Linked DNA regions of Mus musculus: region 2 is linked to region 1. The links are chromatin contacts, found by Hi-C in ENCODE. All regions are on one chromosome and are shown on one strand. Each heading gives the region's core, a stretch centred on a gene start or an enhancer-like site at or near the end of the contact. The rest is flanking DNA. Distances are from core to core; before and after follow the strand shown. Region 1 holds the start of Nr1h2 (nuclear receptor subfamily 1, group H, member 2). Region 2 holds the start of Spaca4 (sperm acrosome associated 4).

Evidence for each region. A loop is a pair of places that touch in the nucleus more often than their neighbours do.
Region 2: a map of regulatory T cell shows a loop between it and region 1 (3-fold over the local background). The contact joins the promoter of Spaca4 here to the promoter of Nr1h2 in region 1. A Hi-C loop is called at or near these places in 2 of 37 maps with a recorded cell type or tissue (gastrocnemius and regulatory T cell).

The regions. Positions count from the first base shown.
Region 1 is chr7:44,552,201-44,556,370 of GRCm38, forward strand. Nr1h2 (nuclear receptor subfamily 1, group H, member 2) reads right to left here and starts at 1,765. Exons shown (of 10, transcript NM_001285517.1): 1 at 1,609-1,765; 2 at 1,379-1,508; 3 at 497-554; 4 at 307-420; 5 at 1-45. The coding sequence starts at 536.
Region 2 is chr7:45,723,650-45,728,014 of GRCm38, forward strand. Spaca4 (sperm acrosome associated 4) reads right to left here and starts at 2,167. Exons shown (of 1, transcript NM_027055.3): 1 at 1,458-2,167. The coding sequence starts at 1,927. The coding sequence ends at 1,544. Fam83e (family with sequence similarity 83, member E) reads left to right here. Exons shown (of 5, transcript NM_001033170.4): 3 at 205-329; 4 at 2,983-3,427.

The sequences.
Region 1 (4,170 bases), core at 515-3,014:
CCTTCTTCCGCTTGCGCTCAGGCTCATCCTCTGGCTCTAAGATGACTTGGGGTGAGCAGATGCCATGAGAGATAGCGACAAAGAGAAACAGCAGCCGGGGAACGGGCCATGGGAGGTCCCGAAGCGAGGGTGAGAGGACGGGGCTGCAACGCCAAGGGAAAGATCTGCAGGTCGGCGGGCTCCGGAGGACGAGTCGGCGGTGTCAGGGAGAAAAGGAAGGGAAAGCGGACCAAAAGACAGGGGCCACCATCTCCCCGCCCTTCCTTCACAAAGCCCCACACCCCTGTTCCTGTCTCCCCATCTCACCCACGATGTAGGCAGAGCTGGACCCTTCAGAGCCTGGAGGAGGATCAGTCTCCTGCCCCTCTTCCTTAATAGTGGGTGACGTGGCGGAGGTACTGGGCTGAGGAGAACCATTCCCTAGGAAAAGGAAGACAGGACAGTGAGCTTCTCCAACACTGTGGAAGGGGCTGGCTAGGGAAAGCCCGTCACTCACCAGGCACGGGAGTGTCCAGAGAACTTGTGGGGGAAGACATAGTGGGTCACGAAGCAGCCTGCTGAACATAGGGGAGCCAGCCAATTACAGGGCATAATAGGGGTGTCTCTTCTTCCAGTGCTCACGGACTCTTGAGACATGATCTCATACAGCTCAGGCTACCCGAACTATGTGGCTGAACAGCTTGAACCACCTCCAAAATCTTGGAACACACTACTCTAGGCTGTCCTGGGATCTTCCGCACTCCTGCCTCGGCCTCTCAAGTGCTGCCATTACAAGACTGTGCCACACCTCAGTGTTTTTAACTTCTATATTGAGCCCCCACTCCCAGCCCTAGTTCCTAATAAACATCACACACTTTAACATGCCCAACCCGGCCCACTGCTCCTTCCACCTCTCTACGAATCATGACCTCAGAGAGCCCAACAACTCTATTCCTCTTCTGTGAGCACCAACTGTGCTCTTATCATGGGAGATCCTAACTTTGCCCCGCCTCTCCCATCAGGGCGCAACCATTACCCTTCTACCATAGGCTCCTTCAAGGCTTTAACGCACCCCAATACAGACCCCAGACCCTACCCATCCCATCAAGTCCCTGGCCCCACCCCTTCCCACTCTGGAGCAGAAACCCAAATTCCGCCCCGTTCCTCCTAGGCTCCGCCCCTCTCATTCCCCCAAAGCCAATTATAGGTCTTCACTGTGCCACGCCCTCCATGCCTCTGCCCCTCCCAATCCCCCCCAACAGTGGTCTAGGCCCCGCCCCAAGAATCAAAAGCCTTTAATCACAGACTATCTACAGCAGGCCTTCTGCCCATCTGTGTCCCGCCCCCGCCCACCAACCATAGGCTTTCCCTACGCCCCGCCCCGTAGAGTCACGCCCACCTTGTTCCAGGCCCCGCCCCTCTCCGTGCACCAGGGGGAGGCGGGGCTCATGACTGCACCGGCGATCGGGAGGGGGGTCGCAGGGGGTCTCCGACTCTGTTGCCCTGGAAACGGCCGTGGGAGGCGAGAGCTGCGAGGAAAGTGAGGGAAGGATGCGCGCGCTAAGCGGGACCCACGGCGATCCGCGTACCGGGCTCAGTCCCACCTGCCCGGCCGCCCGGCGCACTTGCCTCTGTGTCCGCACCGGTGATTGTGCCTCCACAGCACTTTGGAAGTAACTTCAGAAGCCTGGGAGTAGCTCGAAGCAACAGCGCTTGCTGAGCGAAAAGCAAAAGTAACTTCGCCACTTCTTCCGGCAACCCCGCTGCGCGTCACTTCCGGAAGTAGGCGGACCGGGAAAGGTGACAGACTTCCGGTCTGCCAGGGCGCCACCGACTGTGAGGCCTCGGCCGGAAGTGGCACACCGGAAGTTTATTTCTTCTGGTAGTTCCCCTCTGGGACTCAGAAAAAAGTTCCGGAAAGTTCTTTCGTTTCTTTTCGCAGGTGGCTAACGAAGCAGGTTTTAACCTTTTTGAGTAGTTTAAAGTTCTCTACTTTTGTAGCGGTGCTGCATGGCTGCTTTTTAAAAAAATTTTTGTCTTGATTTTGAGACAGGATCTCTTATTTCAAGGGTGGCCTTAAACTTCTGAGCCTGTTGCCTTTACCTCCCCATTATTGCGGTAGCAGCTCCTCTTCCAGCCCTGTATGTTGGTTCTAAATATTTTAAATTTGGAGATGGCAAGATGGTTACAGGATGGTTTTAAGCCTAAAAAGCTTAAAGGCTTTTCATACCTTAAACTTCTCCAGCTCAGGGCTTGGGCTGCCCTTCCCTTTATAATCCAGCCGATTTGGTTACTGGGTCCTTTACTCTCCTGGCTCGCCTCTCTCTCCTTCTCCTTCTCCTCCTCCTCACATGTCCTGATTCTGGATCTTGTTCACTTTGGACTCTCTTGATGTCCCCGCCTCGGGAACTTTTTTTTTTTTTTTTAAGATTTATTTATTTATGTATATGTGAGTACACTGTAGCTGTCTTTAGACACACCAGAAGAGGGCATCAGATCTCATTACGGATGGTTGTGAGCCACAATGTGGTTGCTGGGATTTGAACTCAGGACCTTCAGAAAAGCAATTGGTGCTCTTAACTGCTGAGCCATCTCTCCAGCCCAGGAACTTTTTTATACAAGAATTTATTTTTGCATTCAGCTTCATAATAGGAAGAAGTAAATATAAAAAAGGCAAATTGGGTGCAGACCCATGCCTGCAATAAGCAAACAGACCCAGGCAAGGCAAGAGGATTGCTTTTAGTTGGAAGCCAAATTGAGCTAGGAAGTGAGACCTGGCCATCAGCTAAATGTGAATAAACAAGTAGCCTCAACCCCTCTCCCATAAAAGTAATAATACCAGCTTTTTCACAAAAGATTGAAATACTTGTGTGAATCTCAGATGGAAAACATTCAGAGATTGTTTCTCCGCACTCCCCACTTATGGACAGTTGGGAATCTTTATTAAGCACAAATTCTTGCTTTTACTTAACTTTTGTTGCTGTTGTTCTTGGTTTTGTTTTGTTTTGTTTTTTGTTGTTGTTGTTTTGGTTTTGTTTTGTTTAGGTTTGGTTTTTTCGAGACAGCGTTTCTCTGTATAGTCCTGGCTGTCCTGGAACTCACTTTGTAGACCAGGCTGGCCTCGGACTCAGAAATCCGCCTGCCTCTGCCTCCCAAGTGCTGGGATTAAAGGCGTGCGCCACCACCGCCCGGCCACTGTTGTTCTTGTTGATTTGTTTGTTTTGCAAGGCAGGGTTTCTTTGTGTAGCCATGGCTGTCCTAGAACTGCTTCTGTAGACCAGGCTGGCCTTCATCTCCTAAGAGAGTTGGCCAAGGCCTCTGCCTCCCATGTGCTAGGATTAGAAGTGCATACCACCACTACCTGGTTTAACCCCCACCCCCTTTTAAAAGCATGGTCTCGCCATTCTAGCTGTCCTAGAACTCTATGTACACCAGGTTGGCTTCCAGGTCAGAGATAGATCCTCCTGCCTCTGCCTCATGAGTACTGGGATTAAAAGTGCCATGCTATGATAATCTAACAAATTCTTACAAAGTTGAGGCTGGAGCCTACGTTACCTCAGTCATGCAACAAAATTGGTCCTGAGACCCAGCCACTAACCCATGCTTTTTTTCAGAAATAAGTGATAGGTCTCAAAACAAACAAACAAAAGCCAAAGCCTGGACGGATAGCTGAGGTGCATATTAATATGTGGACTCGGCGCCAGTCCCTCTCAGTATCACCAATACCTGTTAGTGTATAGTTACCCCTACCCTCAGCCTTTTCCCCAAGATTCTCATTCCCACATAATCCAGTTGTTTTGGCTACATGTCCCTTAGCTCTCTTGGTCCTCTTTGTGTCCTGGTTCCCCCATCCTCCCTCTCTCACCCCTGACCCCATGGCCCGGTTTATTCTGTTGGCCCAGTTCAGTCTGGACTCTTACAAATGCCTCCGGATGGTCTCTTCCCTATATCTACAATAAACCTCCTCTGCCATAACTGGGACCTGTCATGCGCTCACTGTTTTTCATTAAGCATGTATTTATACACTTATATATGTATGTGTGTTTATGTTTACATTTAATATACATTATATTAGTAAATTGTCACATACTGTTTGAATTCACTGAGATGCTGGCCCTGGAAGCAGGGTTGCTCCCCACTCCAAACCTAAACATATGACTTAGTGTCCTCTAGGACACTGAGGTTATCTGA
Region 2 (4,365 bases), core at 917-3,416, 1.2 Mb after region 1:
AGAGGGGGACATTTCCACGGGTCTCTAGGTCACTGGGGTTCCCTGAGATCTGAAACACATGCCACTGGAGGGTGGGAGTTGGGGAGGGGGGTGTCCTGGATCCTTGATCCAGAACTAGTTATCCTCAGATCTAAGATTTGGTATCAGTGGCCCTGGGGATGCTGGGACAGTATCGATGGCATCACAGAATATGCCCTTTCCCAGAACCTGGATATCCGGACCGTGCAGGGCCACACCTTCCAGAGCCGCAGGCGACGGCAGGTGAGCGGCCATGTGCGGGAGAAGTTCGTGCTCCTGGACGGTGACAGGGTCATCTCGGGATCCTACAGGTGTGTCCCCTCATGACACCCTGTGCTCAGCCCTCCCTCTCGACATGATGGGGGAGGGGTTGCGATGGGGGAGCATCCTGGGTCTCTGGGCTCCGCACTCATCTCTACAATGGTTCCACACACTCATCCAGGAGAGGAGGTGTGTTCTGCCACAGAGAACACTTAGGGCTGTCTCTGCTGTTGGCCAGGTGAGTGGCCTTGTGAATCCCAACTTGGGAAGCTGAGGCTGGGCTCTGAGTGCCAGATAGCTGGATTCAGATCCTAACCCTGCCAGCTCCTAGCTGTGTGCCTTCAGGCAGCTTACTCCCCTTTCCTGTGCTGCCTGTCAGAATGAGATGATAGGGATCAGGCTATTGTGGGTTCCCATCCACTCTGCGTACTGAGCCTCATCCCTGCCTCCACCCAGCAGATAATCAGTGGTGTGTCCCTTACCCATTCTCAACATCATGACAATCCCAGAATCCTCCAGACACAGCCAAGTACCCAGGGTGAAGAGGTGCTGACCAGGAACCGCTATTCCGGAAGGGTACGGAAGACCACACTCAGCAGATTTGTGGCCACAGCTGCCTGCGTTCATGTGGCCAGTGGTGGGAACGTGCGTTTCTGACAAGTCCCCACGCAGCACTGACACTGTGGGTCCTGTTCACCCTTTGAGACCCCGCCTCCATCCCTGAGACATGCTGCTTTGGAGTGACACTATCATCCTGGCGTTGCCAGAGGACAGAGCGGGGTAGCCAACACATGACCTAAGTGCTTCAAAGCTGGATGTGGTGACACACAACAGAGAGAAGATCACAGAGGAGGCCGTCCTTAGCTGCGCAGAGAATTTGAGGCCATTCTGGCATACAGGGAACCCTGCCTCAAAAATCATTCCTGCTCACAAAAAAAAAAAAAAAAAGTCCTCTGAAACCCCATCTGATATTGATTTTTACCGCATGTCACGAACTCTCAGGTGACACCAACATAAAGCAGCATCCGCGTCAATGTGGAAAGATGTGCGTCCTAGAACCAATGGGGCACAGCTGAGCCATGAGAGCCACAGGCCATGCCCCACATGAAGGCAAGCCAGGGGCTTTGCCAGCCCGCCTCCCACGGTCCTGGAATGGAGGAAGCCAGGGCCACAGGAGGTAGACTGCACCTCTGGCCATTTAATGGGGGAAAGGGATGAAGGCGGAAGCCCGGGGCACAGCCCTAGGCCCTGCAGTTCTTGTGGGTCACAGCCAGTATTGAAGCAGCAGCAACAGGCCCAGGAGCAGCTGCAGACCCAGTGACAGGCTGGTAGCCCCTGTGGAAAGGCCAGTGCCCTTATTGCAAAGGTGGCCAGAACAGCAGGTGGTGGTGAGACTGTATGTGAGGCCCATGTAGCTGATGGGTTCCTCGCGGCCACAGCTGGTGGAGTGCACGCAGCCTTTGTTGATGATGGGCCCCACACCCTGGGCTACTCCGTGGCCTGTGAAGCAATCTTCGTCATCCCCACAGCGCATGTGTGTGCCAGGGCACCGAGCAGAGTCAGTCAGCTCACAGAAGACGCAGTCCTTGATGCCTGTCACACCTGGGCAAAGAACCAACACCAGAAGCAGTGGCCAGCCAAGGACCATGGTGGCCTGGCGGCGTGGATAGCACCCAAGCCAGGCCGGGGGCTTCCTTGACCTCCTGGATGGCCGAGTGTGACCTCCTGGAACACCTCCTGCCCCTCGTCCTGGCCTTGGGGGTCAGCAGTTGGAGTGTTTCGGGTTCCCGATACAACGTGTCCTTTTCAGAAGCTCTTCAGTCCTCGGGTTGGAGATGGGCCAGCACCCCTGCTCACAAGCCTTTGGGCCATGGAACTCAGTGACCTCACAGACACTCAGGGTTCTTGGATAGCTGGGGGTGGGGGAGGGGAGGTAGCCTGGTCCACCACAGGCTGAGGGAACCAAGAACCTTCACCTGGCAAGGTAAGGATGCTTGAAGGATAATCCCATAACGCCGACACATTGGCTCGGCCCGCCCACAGCAACCTCACTTTACCGATGGCCCACTGAGGCCATAGAGTATTGCTTGATGCATTCAAGACCTGTGTATGTTCAAATTTGCCCTGGAGGTGTTAAAGCCCTGGTCACGTGACACGGAGGACAGGTACCACCCTCTGCAGCCGGTGGGCCCCATGTTCTGCGTGGCAGATGTGCTTCTTGGATCCTGGTGTACAGTGCACACGCTTAGGAAGTACAGCCTTTCTGGTGAATCTGTGGAAATGGTCCTGCGGGTATTAGAAGATCACCCTCATGATAAACTGCGACTCTGAGATGTCCCTCAGTGGGGCAGAGCAGAGCCCATGTTTCCAGTCATCTAACTTTAGGTAGTCACGATAACGTTTTCTTGGGTTTTGTTGTTTGTTTTTGTTTTGAGATAGTCTCATGTAGCCTAGGCTTTTCTGGAACAGCGTAGCCGAGGCTGGCCTTGAACTCCTAATCCTCCTGTCTCAGCCTCCTGAGTGCTAGGGTTACAGGCTTCTATTACCATGTTGTCCCCAGGTTGGTTGTGACTAGCAGCAAGGCAGATACTTTTTGTCCTCTTCACCAACGGAGCTGAGCCCTGTGAGATCATGTCCTAAGGTCACAGGGCCTGGGGTAGCTGCCACCCTGTACAGCTCCTGACTGTCACCTTCCATCCCTAGCTTCACATGGAGTGACTCACGCCTGCACCGGAGCCTGGTGACCTTGCTCACAGGAGAAATTGCAGATGCCTTCAACCAGGAGTTCCGTGTCCTGTACGCAGCCTCCAGGCCGCTCTCTGCAGCTCCGGCTCGAAGCCCTTTGTTCAGTCCTCCTGAGGGCCCACAGCTGCCCCGAAGCCCACACCGTGTGGCCCTGCGCTGTCCTGTGGCCCCTGTAGCCCCATTGCTGTCTGATGGGCCTTTGGCTCAACGCCTGGCTGCCTGTCACATCCTCGAGCGGGACAAACAGGAGACCCCCACCACCACGGGGCCAGCTCTCAGTGACATCTTGAGGAGTGTACAGCGCACCAGGACAACCAGTGGTCCCCCGACCCGACCCAGCCGCTCCCTATGGGACCTTAGCCGCCTGTCCCAGCTCTCTGGCTCAAGTGATGGTGAAAATGAGGTGAGACCCCCCTGCTGAGGACTGAGACACAGAAGCCAAGAGATAGGGGGCCCTGCTGGGACACCAGAAGCAGGAAACACTTGTCATTTTGAAAGAGAGTTGTAGAGCTGAGGCTGGCCTTAAACTGATTCTCCTGCCTCCACGTTCCTTGTATTGGGATGACAGGCATGCACCACCATGCCTAAGTTGGTTAAACTTAACCTACCTATTTCACAGATGGGGAAACTGAGGCACCTGAGAGGAGTTGGAACTTAGCTCTGACTGTTTCCCCAAAGGACTTGTTGACATCCTACATCTGACTGTCCTGAGGGTGTTGGGGAAATGGAGGGGGTGGGGGTGAGGGGAACTGAGAATCCCTCTGCATTTTTATGGAGAATGAGGGTATGGCTGAGCCCAGTTTAGCTGCTTGGATAGTCCTGGGCCAGAAATGGCTGTCTGTGAGCCTCAGTTTCTCTCTGTGTGAGTCATGTTGTTGCATGAGAAGATGCAGAGCCGCGTGGGAGAGTCAAGTAGCCTCACCCAGGATGCAGGCCGAGGGAGTTATGTCCCTCAGTGAGCTAACCCAGGCCGAGGGAGTTATGTCCCTCAGTGAGCTAACCCTTTCTGGCTTCAGCCTTCCAATCTGTTCCCTGGTAACTGGAGCAGAGTCATTTCTGTCAGCTTTGTCTATGAAGTTAGACCTAAAGGAAAAGGAGTGGAGTGGCCAGGTCAAGGTCCTTGCCTCGCCTCCATCTGGGGTTCTCCTCCCTTGGCAAATATTTGTTCCCCTGGATGGCCACAGCTGCTTCCTGCTCTTCCCCAGCTCCACGGCAAGAGGAAAGGCATCCCATGTAGGTCTGGGGTTCCAGGCTCCCCACTTATGTCCCCCAGGCTCTGGAGGCTTCCTTTCATCTTCCTCATCTCCTCTACTGGCATCTCTCCCTCCTCCCTCTACCTGT